Regions from separate parts of the Homo sapiens genome. Here region 1 is linked to region 2. Evidence: read pairs that join two places in POLR2A ChIA-PET (ENCODE). Cell type or tissue: OCI-LY7. All regions are shown on one strand. Each heading gives the region's core, and the rest is flanking DNA. Links, peaks and the distances in the headings are about the cores only.

Region 1 (6,340 bases), core at 582-5,581, 67 kb before region 2:
TTGAAGCTCAGGAGGTCAGAGAGAACAAGGAGACCTTGCAGAGGTGTGTGGGGATCTGCCGGAGTCTGCGGGGGTATCAGGAAGAGAGGGCCCTCTGGGTGGATAGTAGGGGGCCCAGGGGCCCAGTGCAGCTCCCCCACTCCTCCCCCAGCCACTGAGTCCATCCACACGGCTGGGATCTATTGGCCCACAAATGGCCCCCATGTCCCTTTCCAGCAGCCTGACCTCATCCACTTGGAGAAAAACAGGAAGCTGGGCATTGCCAGGAATCGGAACACTCCCTTCCTCAGCTCTGGGCTGCAAGGATGCTGGGATGGCAGGGGGCTCTGGGAGAAGAACCTGGGACAGGGTGTGGGGTGGGGGCTCCACAGGCTAAGCCGGGGTGACCTGGGCTGCCCTTGGGGCTTTGGCTTTGGCTCAGTCGGCCGGACTTGGTCTGGCCTGGCATTGCTGAGCCAGACCAGGGGCTGGGAGGAAGCAGTGAGGTGGGGAGAGGGAGAAGGAGCTCCTGACTTTTCTCTCCCATGTCGAGACAGAGCCCTGGGGCACCAGGGCCACATCTGCCTTTTGCGTTCATGGGTCCCTTCCTCCACAGAAAAATATTACAAAGTATATTATACAACTGTGTTGGTATAAAGATGAATATAACCCAAGCTGGATTCATGATTATCTATTGATTATTATTTTGTTCAACATTTCTTCTGATTATAAAATAAAATTAAAACATTTTCAGCCAGGCCTGTAATTCCAGCACTTTGGGAGGCCGAGGCGGGTGGATTGCTTGAGCCCAGGAATTCAAGACCAGCCTGGGCAACATGGCAAAACCCCATCTCTATAAGAAAATGCAAAACTTAGCCAGGTGTGGTGGCACACTCCTGTAGTCCCAGACTCAGGAGCCTGAGGTGGGAGGATCACCGGAGCCCAGGGTGTTGGAGGGTGCACCGAGCTGCAATTGCACTGCTCCACTCCAGCCTGGGTGACAAAATGAGATCCTGTCTCAAAAAAAAACCACCACCACCAACATTTTCACGGGGCCCCAAAAGCGTCAGTGTGCCTCCTGTGTCTAATGGAGAATTTGGCCCCGTGGGGGAAGCTTCTAACGCTTTCCTGTCCTGCAGAATCCATGTACCCCCTACACAGCCATACAGCATAGCCATTAGCACCCAGGGGAATGCCAGCCCAGCCTAAAAACTGAACCTCCCCAAGCCCCAGTTTCCTCTTCTGTAGAATGGGAAAACCAAAATGCTTGCCTCCTGGTGCTTTTTTTTGTTTTGTTTTGTTTTGTTTTGAGACGTAGTCTCCCTCTGTTGCTCCAGGCTGGAGTGCATGGGATGATCTTGGCTCACTGCAACCTCCACCTCCCAAGTTTAAGCGATTCTCCTGCCTCAGGCTCCTGAGTAGCTGAGACTACAGGGACATGCCACCATGCCCGGCTAAATTTTGTATTTTTAGTAGAGATGGGGTTTCACCATGTTGGCCAGGCTGGTCTTGAACTCCTGACCCCAAGTGAGGCTCCTGCTGCTTGGCCTCCCGAAGTGCTGGGATTACAGACATGAGTCACCATGTCCAGCCCTCGTGCTCTTTTGAGATGATCCCATGAAAAGTGTCAGGTCCAGGACCTGACCCAGATAACCCCCGACTGTTTTCACCATGTATGTTCACCTCAGACCCTGGCAGAGACCCCAACAGCAGCAAGGTGCCTAGCTTTGGGGCTTAGGGACATTTCCAGGGCTGCCACACCTTTCACTTCTTTCTCCTCTCCTGCCTGTCCCTCTTGGACTCCTGCTCAGGGTCAGACCTAAGGCAACCATGAATCTAATACGTCGTGTTAGTCCAGTTCACAAGCCACTTTGGCTCCATGACTCCATCGGTCCTCAGAACTACCCCATGAGGGTTGTCTTGTGTGAGTCTTCACCCCATTCTCCCAGAGAGGATACCAACCATCAGAGAGGTTAGGTACCTGTCCAAGGTCACACAGCTAGAAAGGGCAAAGTTGGGACAAGCATTTAGATCTGTCAAGCCTACCCTCAGTTGGCACTGTTACATCTGACACCCCAAAATGTTCATGCCAGTCAGTATGTATGTGTGTGTGTGTGTGATGGTTCTTGTGACAAGGTAGGTGAGAAGGACTGGAGTGACTCTGGAGTCCTCAGGACCTTTCTGGGATGTGCTGACGGGTGGTTCACAGGGGTCCCTGGGCATCTGGGCTCCTGTCTTTGCCCTGCTTAAGGCTGGGGTGGGACCTGGTCCCTGTCTCCTTGGCTGTGCTGCAGTTGCACCCTCCTTCCTGTGCCCCTGCTCCTCCTCACTGGCTGTCTCAGTGCCAACAGAACCAAAGGAGCAAAGTGGCTTAAGATAACCCTGCCATTTTACATCAAAGCTCTAGGGTCATCTTTAATTTTTACTTTTTTTTTTTTTTTTTTGAGACAAGAGTCTCACTCTGTCACCCCGGCTGGAGTGGAGTAGTGTGATCTCAGCTCACTGTAACCTCGGCCTCCTGGGTTCAAGCGATTCTCCTGCCTCAGTCTACCCATTAGCTGTGATTACAGGCGCACACCACCATGCCCAGGTAATTTTTTTTGTATTTTTAGTAGAGACAGGGTTTTACCATGTTGGCCAGGCTGGTCTGGAACTCCTGACCTCAAATGATCCACCTGCCTTGGCCCCCCAAAGTGCTGGATTGTAGGTGTGAGCCACAAAATTTTTAAGTTGTTTGTTTGTTTGTTTGTTTGTTTGAGACAGGGTCTCATTCTGTTTCCCAGGCTGGAGTGTAATGGCCCGATCATAGCTCACTGCAGCCTTGACCTCTTGGGCTCAAGCGATCCTCCCACCTCAGTCTCTTGAGTAGATGGGACTACAGGTGTGTGCCACCATGCCCGGATTTTTTAATTTTTAAAACTTTTAGTAGAGAAGGGGTTTTGCCATGTTGCCCAGGCTGGTCTCAAACTCCTGGCCTCAAGCCATCCTCCTGCCTCAGCCTCCCAAAGTGCTGGGATTACAGATGTGAGTCACTGCGACTGGTGTAATTTTTAAGTTTGTATTGGAAAACAATTTACCATCTTCAAATATATATTATCTCACAAATAGAAATATAGTGAGAAGCTGGTATTCATGTTAGATTCCAGTAAAGAAGATTTAGGCTTAGGGTGAAGAAGGATTCACAGCCCATGAGTATTATTTAAGCACAGAAACTGATGACTGTGTACTGTGCAGTGCATGGAGAACCCTTTATAAAGAACTTCCAGGAGAGACTGAATTTATCTGGCAGGGATGGTTTGGGTTAAGGTTTTAACTTCTGTGCTGTTTTTGATTAAAATCTGCCAGCGCCTCTGACTGAGTTAGACCTCTCTGATCTCTTGTTACTTTGTTATTTCCTAAGAATCTGAGCTGGAGCTGGATGACAAATACGGTCCTCTGCCCCGTCAGCCATGGACCTGGGGGATGACCTCTCCTTTGCCAGAGGAGGATGGGAGCTGGTGGGTGCTGAGACTGACAGTGGATCCACCCAGGCGGAGAGTCTCTTAATGACTCGACTTGGATCCTGTCAGGGCTCTGCCTGCTCTCTTGCTCTTGGGGCATCCTGTGGCTCTCCCAGTAGGGGAGGAGGGGGCGTGGCTGGACGCTTGCTCGAGGCCCTCCCCATACCAGCAAAGTCCTGCCCCCTTGACTCCTGAAGGTAGGCTGGCTCCTTCTCCAGGCCTCCCTTCCTCACTTCCTGCCACTCTGCTGAAACAGGCTCCACGGTTCCTGCTGGCTCCAGCCTCCCGCTGGCCTCTTCCACGGCCCTCTGCATCTGAAGCTGCACCGCATCCGGGTGTGAGTCTTCAAATCGAGTCCATTGGCCCAGTTGGTTCTAAGTTCCCTGAAGGCTGAGACTCACCCTGCTCTGCTCACCATGCTATGCCCAGCTCAGCCAGCCCACGAGAGGAACCCAGGAAATATTTGTTGAACCCATTATTGTATGGATTAATATTGTAATGTAATAAAATGATGGATTCCACAAATATTTCCTGGAAGACGGGTGTGGAAGTCACACGGACCTGGGTTCATGTTCCATCTCAGCAAGCTGCTCAGCCTGAGTCCCTCAGGCTTGTTACCTTCAAAGTGGGGGTAATCATTCCACCGGGCTCATGGGGCAGCTGTGGGGAAACTGAGGCGTGCACATGCAACAATTAGCAGAATGCCGGGTGGGGCAGAGTACACACTGAAGGGATAGGAGCCACTATGATGAGACTCCCTCTTGTGCTGGGATGGTGAGGGCGAGGGCCCAGGATCCATCGTACAGGCGGATGCATGGTGAGCAGAACACGTGTGAGGCGGGGGGCCCGATGTGCCTTGGGATGGTAGGAAAGAATTCATCCCTGCCGTTGACACTGGCTAATATCATGTCAGATGGGCCAGAGAATATACCCTAGTGGTTGCCTATGGAGGTCGGCGAGAGAGGAGACGCGGCTAGCACAGGAAGAGGGGAGAGAAGGAAAGGGGGCACCAGCCAGGCAGACCAGGCAGGGTAGGTAAATCAAGCAATCCTCCCATCTTGGTCTCTCAAAGTGCTGGGATTATAGTTGTAAGCCACTGTGCCCAGCCTTCTCAGATTCTTTCCTGCCTTGCTAGGAGGGTGGGGAGCAGAGCAGAGGGGCTAGGCCCTGGGGGTGGGTAGGGAAAGAGAGACAGGCTCTGGCATCTACACCCAGATCCTAACCCCAGCTTTGCCACTGTGTGAATATGGACAAATCACCCTCTTTCTCACCCTAGGTCTCAGCTCCCCCTCTGTGCAGACACACTGACAGCCACATGTGGACTTCTCCCCCAGCTGCAGCTGGGAATCGGCCTCCAGTCAGAAGCAGGACAGGGAACAAGCATGGTGGTTTTGGTGTCATGGATTCAAATCCCAGCTGGATGACTCTGCTCACCTCACCTGCCTTTCAGTTTCCATGAGCTGCTATATAGCAGAGTGGTCAGGAGCACAGACTCTAGAGCCCGACCCAAGGTTAATCCCTGTTCTGCCACTGACTATGGGAACACAGACAAGGCACTTCACTCTGGGCCTCAGTTTACCAGTCTCTTAAATGGGGATGGATATAATCATCCTCTTCTCTAGGGATATTGTGAGAGTTAAAGGAGGTAATTAACATAAAACCCTTAGAACAGTGCTTAGCGCAGGTGAGGGTCATGTCGCTGAATATAAGACACTGTCTATGCATTACACTTTTAAAGATGTTAAAATGCAAAAATGTGCACCCCTATAATTGAGGAGGTAAGGTATAATTTCGAGATACTGCATAGAAAACATCACTGTAAACTCTAAAATAATAGGCAAAACCTAAAGTTCCTGGGTGTTTTCTGTGTGCCAGGCACTGTGCCAAGGACTTACAAGCATTGTCCCATTCAACCCTATAATAACCCTATGAGGAAGGTTATAGAATCATCTTCACTTTACAGATGAGGAAACAGAGACCCCAAGACATTAAGTGATTTGTCCAAGATCACACAGCTTTGTCCACATAAATGTTGGGCATTCATCACCACAACCGCAACTGTCCCACCCCTTTTTGGCTTCATCTGGTTTAGAAATTTTTTGTTTGTTTGTTTTTTTGTTTGTTTGAGACGGAGTCTCACTCTGTTGCCCAGGCTGGAGTGCAGTGGAGTGATCTTGGCTCACTGCAACCTCTGCCTCCCGGGTTCAAGCGATTCTCCTGCCTCAGCCTCCCAAGTAGCTAGGACTACAAGCACACGCCACCACACCCGGCTAATTTTTGTGTTTTTAGTAGAGAAGGGGGTTTCAGCATGTTGGCTAGGCTGGTCTTGATCTCCTGACCTCCTGATCTGCCCACCTTGGCCTCCCAGAGTGCTGGAATTACAGGCAAGAGCCACTGTGCCTGATCTAGAATGGTTTTACTCCATGGTTCTGGAACTTGGCTGCTTGTTGGAATCACTAGGGAGCTTTAAGAAATCCTGAGACTGGGCAAGATAGTGAGACCCCATCTCAAAAAAAAAAAAAAAAGCAACAACAAATTAGCCAGGTGTGGTGGCTTGTGCCTGTAGTCCTAGCTACTCAGGAGGCTAAGATGGGAGGATCTCTTAAGCCCAGGAAGTCAAGGCTGCAGTGAACTATGATAGTGCCACTGCCCTCCAGCCTGAAGTCTGGGGCTCCCCCTCAGAGATTTATATGTAATTGGTCTGGGATGTGGTCTGCACATTTGGGATTTTAAAAATGACCCCCCTTTCGGCCGGGCGTGGTGGCTCATGCCTGTAATCTCAGCACTTTGGGAGGCTGAAGTGGGTGGATCACGAGGTCAGGAGATTGAGACCATCCTGGCGAACACGGTGAAATCCCATC
Region 2 (6,340 bases), core at 670-5,669:
GCCTCCAGCCCAGCTTATGAGAGGGGAGGAAAAGTTTCCCTCTAACCAGGTTCCAAGACAGCACCAGGGAGTCTGGAGGGGCAGGTGCAGGTGACTGTGTTTGGCTGGTTTAGGCTCTGTGTGGGAGCTGCGGTTTAGAGCACTGAGGCGACCTATTAGTGAGGAAGGTTGTGGGGAGGACTCTGAGGCTGTCCGGGTCCATCTGCCCCCTGCCCCTACCTGCTCCTGAGTGAAGTGGTTGGTGTAGAGCATCTGCTTGTCCTGGCTGACATGACAAGACCAGCCGGGGGGTGTGGTCAAGGGAGAGGTAGGGCCGGGCTCACCGAAAGAGCCCACGGGAGAATAGTCCTCCTCGGGGTAACTGGTCAGCGACTCGGGGTAGTCCGTCTCGGGAGTGGGGGGCTGCGGGGAACAGAAGGTGGAGTCAGAGGCTCTGAGTGCCAGTACTGCCTGCTGGCCCTGCCGTTTTGGACCAGGCCCACCCCCTTGCCTTCTGGTCCCTGAGGCTGTGGGAGCAGGAGGCGGGGTCAGAAGCGCTCAGAGGTAGCTCCGCACCTCACCCTCTGGTCCCTGGGGCTGTGGGAGCAGAAGGCGTCAGAGGTAGCCCCGCCCACTCCAGCCCTGCCCCTCACCTTCTGGTCCCTGGGTCTGCAGAAACAGGAGGCGGGGTCAGAAGCGCTTAGAGGTAGCCCCACCCATCCTGCCCCACCCCTCACCCTCTGGTCCTTAGGTCTGTGGGAGCAGGAGGTGGGGTCAAAGGCGCTCAGAGGTAGCCCCGCCCACTCCAGCCCCGCCCTTCACCCTGGGGTCCCTGGGTCTGTGGGAGCAGGAGAAGGGGTCAAAGGCTCTCAGAGGTAGCCCCGCCCACCCATCACCACCCCCTCACCCGTGTGTCCCTGGGCCTCTGGGAGCAGGAGGCGGGATCAGAGGCGCTCAGAGGTAGAACCGCCCACTCTGGCCCTGCCCCTCACCCGCGGGTCCCCTGGGCTGCCAGGGCTCAGGCCCGGCTGCATCTCCAACTCCTCCTCGGGCTCGTTCTCGGCCTCGTCCTCCCAGGCCGTCTCGCCCGTCAGCGGGTTGTAGAAGAACACCCTGCGGCTCTCCTCATCCCAGTACTGGCCCCACTCGGTCTCAAGGCTCACGTGGCTGTCCACCGAGGCAGGGGAGGTGGCTGGGCTGGCGGCACCCTCGGCAGCCTCAAAGGGCGACTCCCAGGTGGTAACTCCCGTGTCTGGGTTGTAGTAGTAGGGGCGCCCGGTGCCCGCGTCCGTGTGCGTCTCCCACACCGGGCTGGGAAGGGGGGCTGCAGCGGCGCCCGGTGAAGTGGCCCGGGGCTGCCTCTCTATGTTCGCGTACACGGGCTCCGGTGGGTCGTCCACCTGCGGGAGGAGAAAGGAGGAATTTTGTGTTTTCAGAAACCTTCCAAAATGGTAACAGAGGTCCCCTCTGGGCAGTGCGATTATAGGGGTTTATTTGTTTTCGCTTTATTTTCTTTAAACTTTTCTGCAGCCTCAAAATTTTGTACAACAAAGCATTTTAAAAATCACGTAAGTTCTTCTGCTCACTGTGACACCATCACTAAGCCGTAAACTCCTTGAAAGGGGAAGTGCCTGTTAGAAGTGGCCTCTTCTTGAGCTTTAGCCCCTTGGGCGACCTTCAGGAAGTCACACTACCTCTCTGCCTCAGTTTCCTGGGTGTAAAATGTCTGCTCTGTCCATTCCGGAAACTGTAGTGAAGAGTGAATGAGGAAATGCTCTTGAAAGTACTTTGTAAAGTATTTAGTGCCCCAGACGGGTGGGTCAATTACATTAATTATATTTATCAATAATAATAAAACATCGATAACCCAGTTCTCACAACTGTGCACTCACAGAGGCAAGTCAGAGGTTGGGCAGGAACTGAGAAGTGGTCTGGGGCGTGCCCCTGTTTATGGTGCCCATTCAGGGCCCTGCTGCATTCTTTTTTTTGAGATGGGGTCTAGCTCTGTCACCCAGGCTGGAGTGCAGTGGCGCAATCTTGGCTCACTGCAACCACCACCTCCTGGATTCAAGCTGCATTCTTACAGCTCCACTGAGAGCTCCCACCCCACCCCACTCTCAGCCCAGAAAGCTCTGGGATTGGAATCAGCACCCTGTCTGGATTTGGGGACTGAACTTTCCAAGGTGAAGTTTGCAGGTGTCAGAACCAATTCCAGACAAGAGAGGGAGACAGGACAGCCAGATGGGCTGGAGAATGGAGGGGCAAAGAGAGGTGAATTGTTTTACTCCACCCCAAAGGAGAGTGAGGGCAGCTGGGGGTTCAATCACATAGAACATAAACCTAGCCATGCGTAAGCCTCCCGGAACAGAGGCTCTCCTGATTCACACCTCAGAGCTCCCTGCTGGCTGCAGGGCAAAGTCTAAGCCCTTAACCAGGCACAAGAGACCGTCCCTCACCGGCCTGTGCTTCCACTATTATTTCCTGCCACTCCTTGCCCCTTGCCTTGAACTTTAAGCTCCAGTAGCACCAGTTGCTAGAGGTCCCCACCGTCCCTGCTGTGTTTCCTCCAGGCCTAGGCTCATCTGCAGCCTGCCCAGGCCCATCTCCACCCCTTTTTTTGCCTGGCTGACTCCAATTCCTTCTTCAGGATTCAGCTGAGGTGCCAGGTTCCAGCCTTTTCCTGAGATTCCCCCCATCCCCGTGCCCCCACATTCAGCCCAGCACCCTTGGCCCCACAGAGGGACAGATGACTACATTCTCAAACCCCAGGCAGCAGCATGGCATACGGAGATTACTACTATTTTCTTTTCTTTTCTTTTTCTTTTTCTTTTTTTTCTTTTTTTTTTTTTGAGATGGAGTCTCGCTCTGTCGTCCAGACTGGAGTGGAATGGTGTGATCTCGGCTCACTGCAACCTCCGCCTCCTGGGTTCAAGCGATTCTCATGCCTCAGCCTCCCAAGTAGCTGGCATTGCAGGCACGCACCACCACGCCTGGCTAATTTTTGTATTTTAGTAGAGATGGGGTTTTGCCCTGTTGGCCAGGCTGGTCTTGAACTCCTGACCTCAGGTGATCCGCCCACCAGGGCCTCCCAAAGTGCTGGGATTACAGGTGTGAGCCACCGCACCTGGCCAATTACTACTATTTTCTAAGCATACACAATACTTCAGGGGAAAGCAGATTTCCACATTTCAATTTTGTGTTTTCGGAAACTTTCCAAAATGCTAACAGAGGTCCCTTCTGAGCACTGTGATTATAGGGGTTTGTTTTTGTTTTGTTTTCTTTGAACTTTCCTGCAGCCTCAAAATTTTGTACTACAAAACTTTTAAAAATTCACAGAAGTTCCTCTGCTGACTGTGACACCATCACTAAGCTGTAAACTCCTCGAAAGAGGAAGCACCTGTTCAGGGTGGTCTCTCCCTGAGCCTTAGGCAGATGCCAAAAAAAAAAAAAAATTCATTTTTCACCAAACTGATGCCAAAAAAGCAAACCAAACCAAAACAATGAAAAGAAGAAGGAAAAGAAGAACATTTGTTTACCCAACAAAGATTCACCTGCTCTGTGCCAGGCACTGTTTGAGGCACGGGGAATACAGCAGGGAAGAAAGGGACACAAATCCTTCCCTGGCAGAGCTGGCACTCAAGTGCACCTGTGTGTAAATGGTGGGGGTGATGAGTAAATGGACAGCATGTCAGTGCTGATCACTGCTAAGCAAGAAATGAAAACACTGTCAATGAAGAGGATGTTACAGTTTTAGACAGGGTGCCAGTCCCCAGGCGCCTGGGGGACAGGGAGAGCTGGGGATCCCAGCCCATCAGTTCTTCTCTCCTCTCCCCTTCCTCCAGGCTGCTGTGTGGCTGAGAGGGGACCCTCCACCCCACTTGTCCTTTCTCTACCCCCACCATAGCTCTGATGTGGCATCCTGTAGTCCAACCACAACAGGCCTCTCACCGGCCCCCAACAGAAAAGGCATCCTCCCACCTCGAAGCGTTTGCTCCAGCCATTCCCTCAGCCTGGAATTCCCTTCTCTGGTTCTCTGCCTACCCAAATCCTGCTCTCTCACGGTGCTCAGCTGACAAGCCTCTCCAGGGAGAGGTCAAACCTGCTGGCACTCTGCTCACTGCTCTGTTGAGGCCCAATGGCGTTCTGCCTTGGTGGGCAGCCAGTTGTCCAACCATCTGCCCACCTCCTCTGCCCCAAAAGGCAGGATTTTCTTGAGAGCAAGACTAAGGATAATGTAGCTGATTCCATTTGCCCCCCAGCAGCTGGGCCAATGCCCTGAAGCACATAGCAGGTCTGCCACAAACTGCTTGTGTACACAAGTCTAACCCATGCCCAGTTTCAGCAACAAACATGCCTGACATGACAGAAGAGCCTGGAATGAGCTTGAGCTTTCTGAGGAGGAGGGTCGGAGCCACAGAAACCAGGAGATTCCTGGGGAGGGCAGGATGGAAGCAGCGGGGAGAGGAAGGCAGAGGAACCAGACACACCTCCCATCCTCCCAGCTGAACGCACTGGGGCAGGAGTTGAAAGGCTCCACCAGGGGTGGATGAGCTGATAAGGAACAGGCTCTTTGGAGCAGGAATTTCTACTTGGCAGGCTGTGGGCCATGGCTCTGGGTCCACGAGGAGTCCCAGGCCAGTGAGGCTGATGGGGTCCTCACACGAAGGAATGTCCCCAGCAGGTACAGAGGAGATTTCGGAGGTAGAAGTTTAGGTCCCCAGCATGACAGGGCTGTCACAAGGAAGAGAAGATGGGGTATCATGCTGCAGGGGCACAGCAGCATTCCTCTGAAGGAAGCATTCTGAGGACTAGGGCTGCCAGAGACACAGGCTGCTTCTGGAGGTAGTGAGGGGCCCTCACTGGAGGTGACTGAGCAGAGTCTACTCCCTGTTAGGGAAGCCATAGCCCTGTGGTGGGTGTTGAACTGCAGTGTCCTTCAGGCCCCTTCAAACTCTGGAACTCTCGGCAGACCCTGCACAGTGCTGAGATAGAGATGCTCTCCTCTCCTGGCAGAGCCTCAGCTGGGTTCTAACCAGCTCCTGGGGCCAGGTGCAGTCACGCCCTCCACATCCTCTGGCCTTCAAGGAGTTACAGGCGCCTGCCACCCCTACCCTCCTCCTTGCTCCTGTTCATGGAGGCCCAGACAAGACCCAGATGCAGCTCATAAGCAGGGGCCTGACTACGGGATCAATGGCTCTTGGGTCGCATCCTAGAGACAAGAAGTGGCCTTCCGACCTCAGGCCAGAGGAGGAGCCAAGAGGGACCTGGCTCTCAGGCTCCAGGCTGCCCAGCCCCCTGGTACTGCCTTACAGTGGTTCACCCCTTATCTCCAGTTCCCTCCCCTGTCCACAAGCAGGTGGCAGCCCTGCCACTCTTGCCCCAAGCTGACCACCTCTTGGATGGGCAGGGCCTCCGAGAAGGAAAGAGAAAAGGAAGTATGAGCCCCAACTTCCAAGAGGCTCCCTGCTCTAAGCCCCAGCTCACCCAGCTCCTAACAGGGCTTGTGGTAGAGGCCCACCGGGCACCCCTTGACCCCAGCATCCCCTACCTGTGCCGGCAAGGCTCGACTCTGCCTCCTGGTCACTTTGGCGATTATGTCCACCATCCTGGCCCCTCTGAACTGCCGGGACAGAGCCCTGGGAAGGTTTTGGGGGTAGAGCCCAGGGGCACTACCCCAGTGCTGGCACAGGGCAACAGGGAAACAAGAAGTTGCCGAGATGGCGGGAGGCTGAGACTCCAGCCCATTTCCTGTCAGGGCTGCGGAAGTGCTGCCTGAGTTGGGGCGGGTGGGGTGGAGGGGCCTCAGGTTGAGGGTATTTTTATGCTTCTAGAAACACTGCTGGCTGCCCCACTCAGTGCTCTAATGACCAGTGAGCCGCATCCGAGGCCCAGACATAGCCATGGTGTGGGCTGCACAGAGGAAGATCACGGCCAGACCCAGCCACAGCATGAACTGCACAGAGAGAATCACGGCTGAGCCTGTGGGGGAGGGGCGCGCTTGCACAGACAGGGTGGGCAGAGGGGGCGCTGAGTGCTGGGGGCCTGGGCTGGCCTGGAGTGGCTCCTGGGGCGGAAACAGGACAATGAGTGGTTGTCCACTCCCTCTAGGCCCAGGGAGGGTGTAATGGGAAAGAGGAAGCTTGTGGGGGGGAGGGGAAGAGTTCCCAAAGAGGAAGGGGTCTGGGCAGATGTGATATCACAGGGAGCTGGCATCTGGACTGTGCCAGCCCCGAGGAGGACAGGAAGGATTCTGACCACATCACTATCTGCCCGCCTGACCACCTGGGTCTGTCTCCTCCAGACTCGGTCACCAAGATGCATATGCCCTCCCACGCCTGCATGCCCACATGTGCCCACTCTC

What was found. Peaks named below come from ENCODE experiments on the same cell type or tissue, not always from the same donor. Only the 100,000 strongest peaks of a DNase experiment are listed, where the experiment ranks them.
Region 1: POLR2A ChIA-PET joins it to region 2 with 5 read pairs; 2 of 35 experiments call an interaction of 5 or more read pairs at or near these places.

Annotation. Positions count from the first base shown.
Region 1 is chr17:45,338,270-45,344,609 of GRCh38, forward strand. No RefSeq gene overlaps it. Among named protein-coding and RNA genes, the nearest start is that of MAP3K14, 24 kb to the left of the region's middle. In OCI-LY7, for the core only: no CTCF peak of the experiment used is centred there; no DNase peak of the experiment used is centred there.
Region 2 is chr17:45,404,705-45,411,044 of GRCh38, forward strand. ARHGAP27 (Rho GTPase activating protein 27) reads right to left here. Exons shown (of 20, transcript NM_001282290.2): 5 at 972-1,379; 6 at 220-402. Among named protein-coding and RNA genes, the nearest start is that of ARHGAP27, 25 kb to the right of the region's middle. In OCI-LY7, for the core only: no CTCF peak of the experiment used is centred there; DNase peaks (open chromatin) are centred at 717, 1,627, 3,327, 5,027 and 1 weaker place; H3K4me3 peaks cover 2,833 bases; H3K27ac peaks cover 3,858 bases.